Regions from separate parts of the Homo sapiens genome. Here region 1 is linked to region 2. A link is an interaction called in ENCODE POLR2A ChIA-PET data of the cell type or tissue named here. Cell type or tissue: MCF 10A. All regions are shown on one strand. Links, peaks and the distances in the headings refer to the core of each region. The heading gives the core; the rest is flanking DNA.

Region 1 (2,814 bases), core at 123-2,622, 59 kb after region 2:
AACTGTTCATCTACAGAAAAGAACTAGTCAAAAGGAAAATCACATATGTATTAGTTGAATGTAGTATATCTCACAAAAATTCTGACTTGTCCATAACTTTGCAAATTGCCAAAAAAAATGGCAGAATCATAAGCAATTTGAAAGCAGAAAAGTAAGTCTCACACTAGCTTTTTACAAAGTACCCTGGCTCAAATGTGAGAGCAATCACCTATCAGAGTTTTAGAAGAAGCATCAGCTTAGAATCTATATTTTTGAAGAACATCTCTTACCTTCCCTTGAAGGCATTCAATTAAGTGACCAATAGTCATACGAGAGGGGATGGCATGGGGATTGATGATGATATCAGGGGTGATACCTTCACAGGTGAAAGGCATATCCTACAAAGAAAAATTTTAAAAGGGACTCAAAGATACATATACTAAACTAGAACTGACATTTCAGTTCTCCCAACTGAATTACTGTATGTCCCAAATTCTGTTTAAACATGGTATGTTCATATACTTATTCAACAATAAAATCAAAAAGTTCAACCTGTATCATCTTTGAGCTCTTAAGTTAAAGCAAATTTTGATTAAAAAAAAAATATTTAACAAAACTGGTTTGGGCATGAGGGAGATCAAAGATACCTACCTCTTGTCTATACTGAATACCACAAGTACCCTTTTGACCATGTCGACTAGCAAATTTGTCTCCAATCTGTGGAATCCTAACAGAGCGTACCTAAATTCATATAAAAATAAGTTAGTTAAGTGGATTTGGTTTACTTTCTAAAACTAGCTACATGAACAAAGTTGTACTCACCCTTATTTTACAAAATTTATATCCTTCCTGATTGAGAGTTACCATAACCTGATCCACAATGCCCGTCTCGCTAGTTCTGAGAAAAGTGCTACAGTCTCTCTTGGTATAGCGTCTATTGGTGCTCTCCAATTCATCTTCATTTTCAGGCAAGGTGACTGTTTTGCCTATAATAACATCATCTCCTGATACACGAACCCCTGGAGCTATCAAACCATCATCATCCAGCTTGTCGTAAATGGCATGCCTCATGCCTGTGAGGAAATAGACACGGAATGTCACATAATCCCCAACAAAGATTAAAAACCACATACATGAATCAGTTCCAAGTCAGAGAGAAGGCCACAGGAGTCTCTATACCATGAATCACACCCTTATTCCAAATATTACAAACTATTCTGAACTCTAATACTACAGCCCACACAGAAAACAAAAAAAAAAGTCTATGAAGGAAAAGAACATTGGAATCAGCACTGGGAAAGCAGATTCTTCCATGACAGACATTTATCGAGTGACTTTGGATATGTTTTTTGTCATCTTCTGATTTCTATATTACAAGAGAAAGAATATCTCTGCCATCAGTGGGTACAGGAGAAAAATTTTTTTAAATTAAAAAGAGAGTATCTATGGATGCCCTCTGTACACATCCTCCCACAGAAATTGTGGATTTCATCTTAACTCAATCTTAACTCCACTGGACATCAATTCACTACTACACAGAGCCACCCAATGGAAGGGGAGTAACAGGAAGATGGCAAAGGAAACAAAATACATTTTACTTCATGCAATGCTATTCAGAGTCAACACTGTAGCAGAGATATTGCATTTCCCTGGAACATCCCATCCATCCCACTGCATAAGCAGGTTTTAAGTGTCTGTCAAAATAAATAACTAGAAAGTAAGTTTGAGTTTTCTAGAAGAAACAACAAATGCTAGGTATCCTCTTCTCACTGGTTATTTTTTAAATGTTTACAAACAATGTGGCTGAACAAATATTATGATCACACCATAATTTAGAAAGGAAGGGGGACAGGTGTGAAGTGTGTCCCCAGAAATTGCATGACCTCTCTGATTTCCTAAACTCCCTCCTCAATGCAGGACCTACCAGGAAGGAAGGTCTATAGCAAGCTCACTCCTAGGTGCAAAGACTTTTATCAAATACACATGTTTTCTTAGATGTGAACTCTAAGAATAACATGAAAACACACTTTCATTGCACAAAAAAAGGGAGAGGAGGACAGGGGCAGGCACAGGGTGACACAACCCATCAAAATCACTTAGGAAAACCACAGTAAGTTAACTTTGGATTCCATCATTTAAATGTTAGTGTCACTTACCCTGGCATGTTTCACGTGTAGGCTTCTCAAAAACTTCTTCTTGATCAAATCCTTTTTTAGACTCCTGTTCTTTGTATGAGCGATAGAAAACAGACCTAAAAACACATGGTTCTAAAGGTAAAGTCTATTTTCTTTTAACAAAAGGGCTGAGACTATACCAACAATTTCTCATTTACTTGAAATTTGGGAGACAATTTAAACTACGAATCTGGGACAAGAGTAACTGCATTAAGGATCTGAGTTAAACTCTAAATGTTATCACATGAGTTATACATATGTAGCATCTGACCCATAACCTTAACCACCTAGTATTATATGTCAAAATGGAAGAGACCCAGGGGTCAATGAATCCAACCTCCGACACATTTAAGAATCCATTACATAATAACCCTGAAAGATGGTCACCTAGGTTCTACTCAAACACTTCCAGTGAGAAGTTTTAACATTGGCTGAGCATGGTGGCTCACGCCTGTAATCCTAGCACTTTGGGAAGCCGAGATGGGTGGATCAGCTGAAGTCAGGAGTTTGAGACAGCCTGGCCAACATGGTGAAACCCCGTCTCTACTAAAAATACCAAACAACAACAAAAAAAAACTCTGGCATGGTGGTGCGTGCCTGTAATCCCAGGTACTTGGGAAGCTGAGGTAGGAGAATCTCTTGAAACCTGGGAGGCAGAGAT
Region 2 (2,814 bases), core at 58-2,557:
AGGCAACATAGACAAACCCTGTGTCTTAAAATAAAACTTTAAAAAAAATTTAAAGCAGCTTGCATGTTAATAGGTATGAAATTTTCATTAAAAAAATAAAAACTATATGTATAAACAGTTTATATAAGTTGTTGGGGGGTTAGGATTATCAGGAGGTAAAAGTAGACAACTTGCTGCTTCTTTATATATTTGTATATTTGAATTGTTACAGTGAGCATGCACTTTTGCATTTTTTAAATAGCAACAAAATATTTTAAAAGAATACTGAACCACTACATCATTGATATTCCTCATAACTAAATTTCGAAGGTTCTTTTCTTTCCTTCTTCTAATTACCAAAAACTTGATTCAAATTTAAAACTATACACTCATAGATCTAGAATGATTCTGGGGTGATATTTCAGTTCATCATTAACCTTTCCCTAACCACTTCCCTGTATCATCTTAGTCTAAGAGATTTCAAACATGGCAACTCCAAAGACGCAGGTCCCAGAAGAGCTCTCTGAGACCGCGATTTGGGACCCACACTGGTCAAAAGAGGAAAATCACAGAGCATCCTTTGTAAACTCAGCCTTCTCTCAGGAAAGTCTTTCTTATTATAACTGATATTCCTTGGGCTGAAACTCACACCTGTTCCTCCACTTCTGATGTAGAGACAAAGAGGATTCTTGACCCCAAAGGACCTCCTAGATCATTGCTTCAACCTTTCCATTTTACAGATGAAAAAACTGAGGACTAAGTAAAATGTGGGGAGAAATGGTACCAAAACCCACTTCCCCTACTTGCTAATCAGTGCATTTTCTGTTGCTCTAGTAGTACCTTTCTTTCTCACACACCAGCATCCCCGAGTCGGTTCTACAACAGTGCCTTTCACCTGGTAAGCCAAAGTCTGTTGGATGCAAACTGTTTACACAGAATCCCAAGTAGAAGCTAAGTTATCAACGTCAAAGGACCAGGAAGGCAGGGTGATTCAATTGCAAACCCAAAGCAGCAGCACTTTGGAGCCAGAATAGAACTCTGAATAGTCCTTTATTTTGTGCTGAGGACCTAGAACTTCCACTTTTCTTTCTCTGGAGCCAGACTTCATGCTGGGGCTTTGTTTTAAAATCAAGGCCCCAGCGGACTCAGAACTAAGGAATTTTTTTCACACATATTCAAAACGGAAGCCCTGCCACCATGGGGAAGCTCAAGGTCCTTGCTCAGCTTCTGCTTGTGTTTGGGCTACATGAAAATCTCTGGGTGGTGGTTGATGTTTCCCGCACCAAATGATTTCTGCACAAGGCCCGACATTCCCCCTGCCCTGATAGAAGGGTCACACCACACACCAAGAAGGATGTGACTAATAAAGAGTGTGACTTCAGAGAATTTACAAGTCCAGACAACTTCTGATAAACATTTAAACAGAGGTCAGGAATGTTTTCCTTTCTGAGGGGAAAATATGTGGTCTATGGTGTGAGTGGGAGGGGCTGGTGGGGGGTAAATCTAAGCATTAGCTTCCTCCCTTCATAATTCTTAAGCATTTTAACAGCTGTCATTTTTAATGCCCTAACAGGCTTTCAGACTTAGAACCCATAGCTGAGTATGGGCCAGAAAGCTCTGTGAAAAAAAAATGGGCAATTCCAAAGTGATTACCAAGCAAGTTTAAAACTAACATTAGGATCATTAGAGGCACTTTCCCTGGGCCCTGCCCTGAAGCTAAGAATGTTCCAGAAAGTATCACTCAAGGCCCATTTTAAGTACCCAGGTTGGGATCTTCACTTCCCCTGCTGACAAAAGGGGGAAGCTCCATAGAGGAAATGGGTGTTGACTTCCAGGAAAGGAAAGGTGAGAAGGACCAGATGGCATCTGTCAGCATCCTCAGCCCACCGGAGACATTCTGAGAACATTGGCCAGGGCCAAGGAGGAGAGATTGATGAGCGGAAGCCAACAGAGATATCCCCTTGGCAGTGGAAAGGAAAGCTGCAGGTCGTTTTTGTGACCCAACACACTTTCATTGGTGGTGCTGATCCAGCTAATGTCTTTTAGCATTTTCCTTTTCATTGGCTGTTTGGTTTGTCTCCTGACATTTCCTGGATCGGTGTGCACGGTAGGCATAGGGTGAGTGAGTAAGACTAGTATTCTCTCTGGTCAGTTCTAAATAAAAAGTAAGAAAAGAAAATGTCAGCCAGGTGTGGTGGTGCACATCTGTAGTCCCAGCCACTTAGGAGGCTGGAGTGGGAGGATCACTTGAGCCTATGAGTTAGAGGCTGCAGTGAGCCATGATCATGCTACTGCACTCCACCCTGGGTGAAAAGTGAGATCCTGTCTCAAAAAATAAAATAAATTTCACTCAAAATCTTCCTCTAAATGGGAAGATGGGGACTCAGTATTGGAAGAAAGGTTCTGATACCAACTTTAGGAAAACCCTTCGTGTGTCTGCAATCAATATTCTTTTGAATATATCAGCTTCCGTTGTTTCAGCTATAACCCCTGTAGGCTGGAGCACTCGGGCAATGTGAGTAGAATGCAGCAGTGTCAATTTCCCTCCTTTGAATCTTAGACAGGTAGAGAAATTATCTCATTTTAAAGTCCTAAGTATTCCCATACTCAGTTTTAGACATTTCTTGCTTTTCTTACTGAGATAAAGTATGTTATTTTGAAAATCCAGTCTTCAGAAATCTCATTCACTTTGTCATTGGTTCATTCATTCTTGTAGTCATTCATTCATTCAGGTACCCACCAAGCCCTGTGGGAGACCCTGTGTTGGGCTAAAGGGCCATGTCAATAGGCCATCACTCAGAAAACCGTGGGAATCGTGGTCAGGATGGAAGTTCT

The links. Peaks named below come from ENCODE experiments on the same cell type or tissue, not always from the same donor. Only the 100,000 strongest peaks of a DNase experiment are listed, where the experiment ranks them.
Region 1: POLR2A ChIA-PET joins it to region 2 with 5 read pairs; 6 of 35 experiments call an interaction of 5 or more read pairs at or near these places.

The regions. Positions count from the first base shown.
Region 1 is chr4:57,021,568-57,024,381 of GRCh38, reverse strand. It overlaps POLR2B (RNA polymerase II subunit B), which reads right to left. Exons shown (of 25, transcript NM_000938.3): 18 at 2,136-2,230; 19 at 802-1,052; 20 at 631-720; 21 at 270-377. Among named protein-coding and RNA genes, the nearest start is that of POLR2B, 44 kb to the right of the region's middle. RefSeq lists a silencer at 2,005-2,299. In MCF 10A, for the core only: no CTCF peak of the experiment used is centred there; a DNase peak (open chromatin) is centred at 1,111.
Region 2 is chr4:57,080,041-57,082,854 of GRCh38, reverse strand. All of the region lies in intron 1 of IGFBP7 (insulin like growth factor binding protein 7), which reads left to right. Among named protein-coding and RNA genes, the nearest start is that of IGFBP7-AS1, 28 kb to the left of the region's middle. In MCF 10A, for the core only: no CTCF peak of the experiment used is centred there; a DNase peak (open chromatin) is centred at 1,364.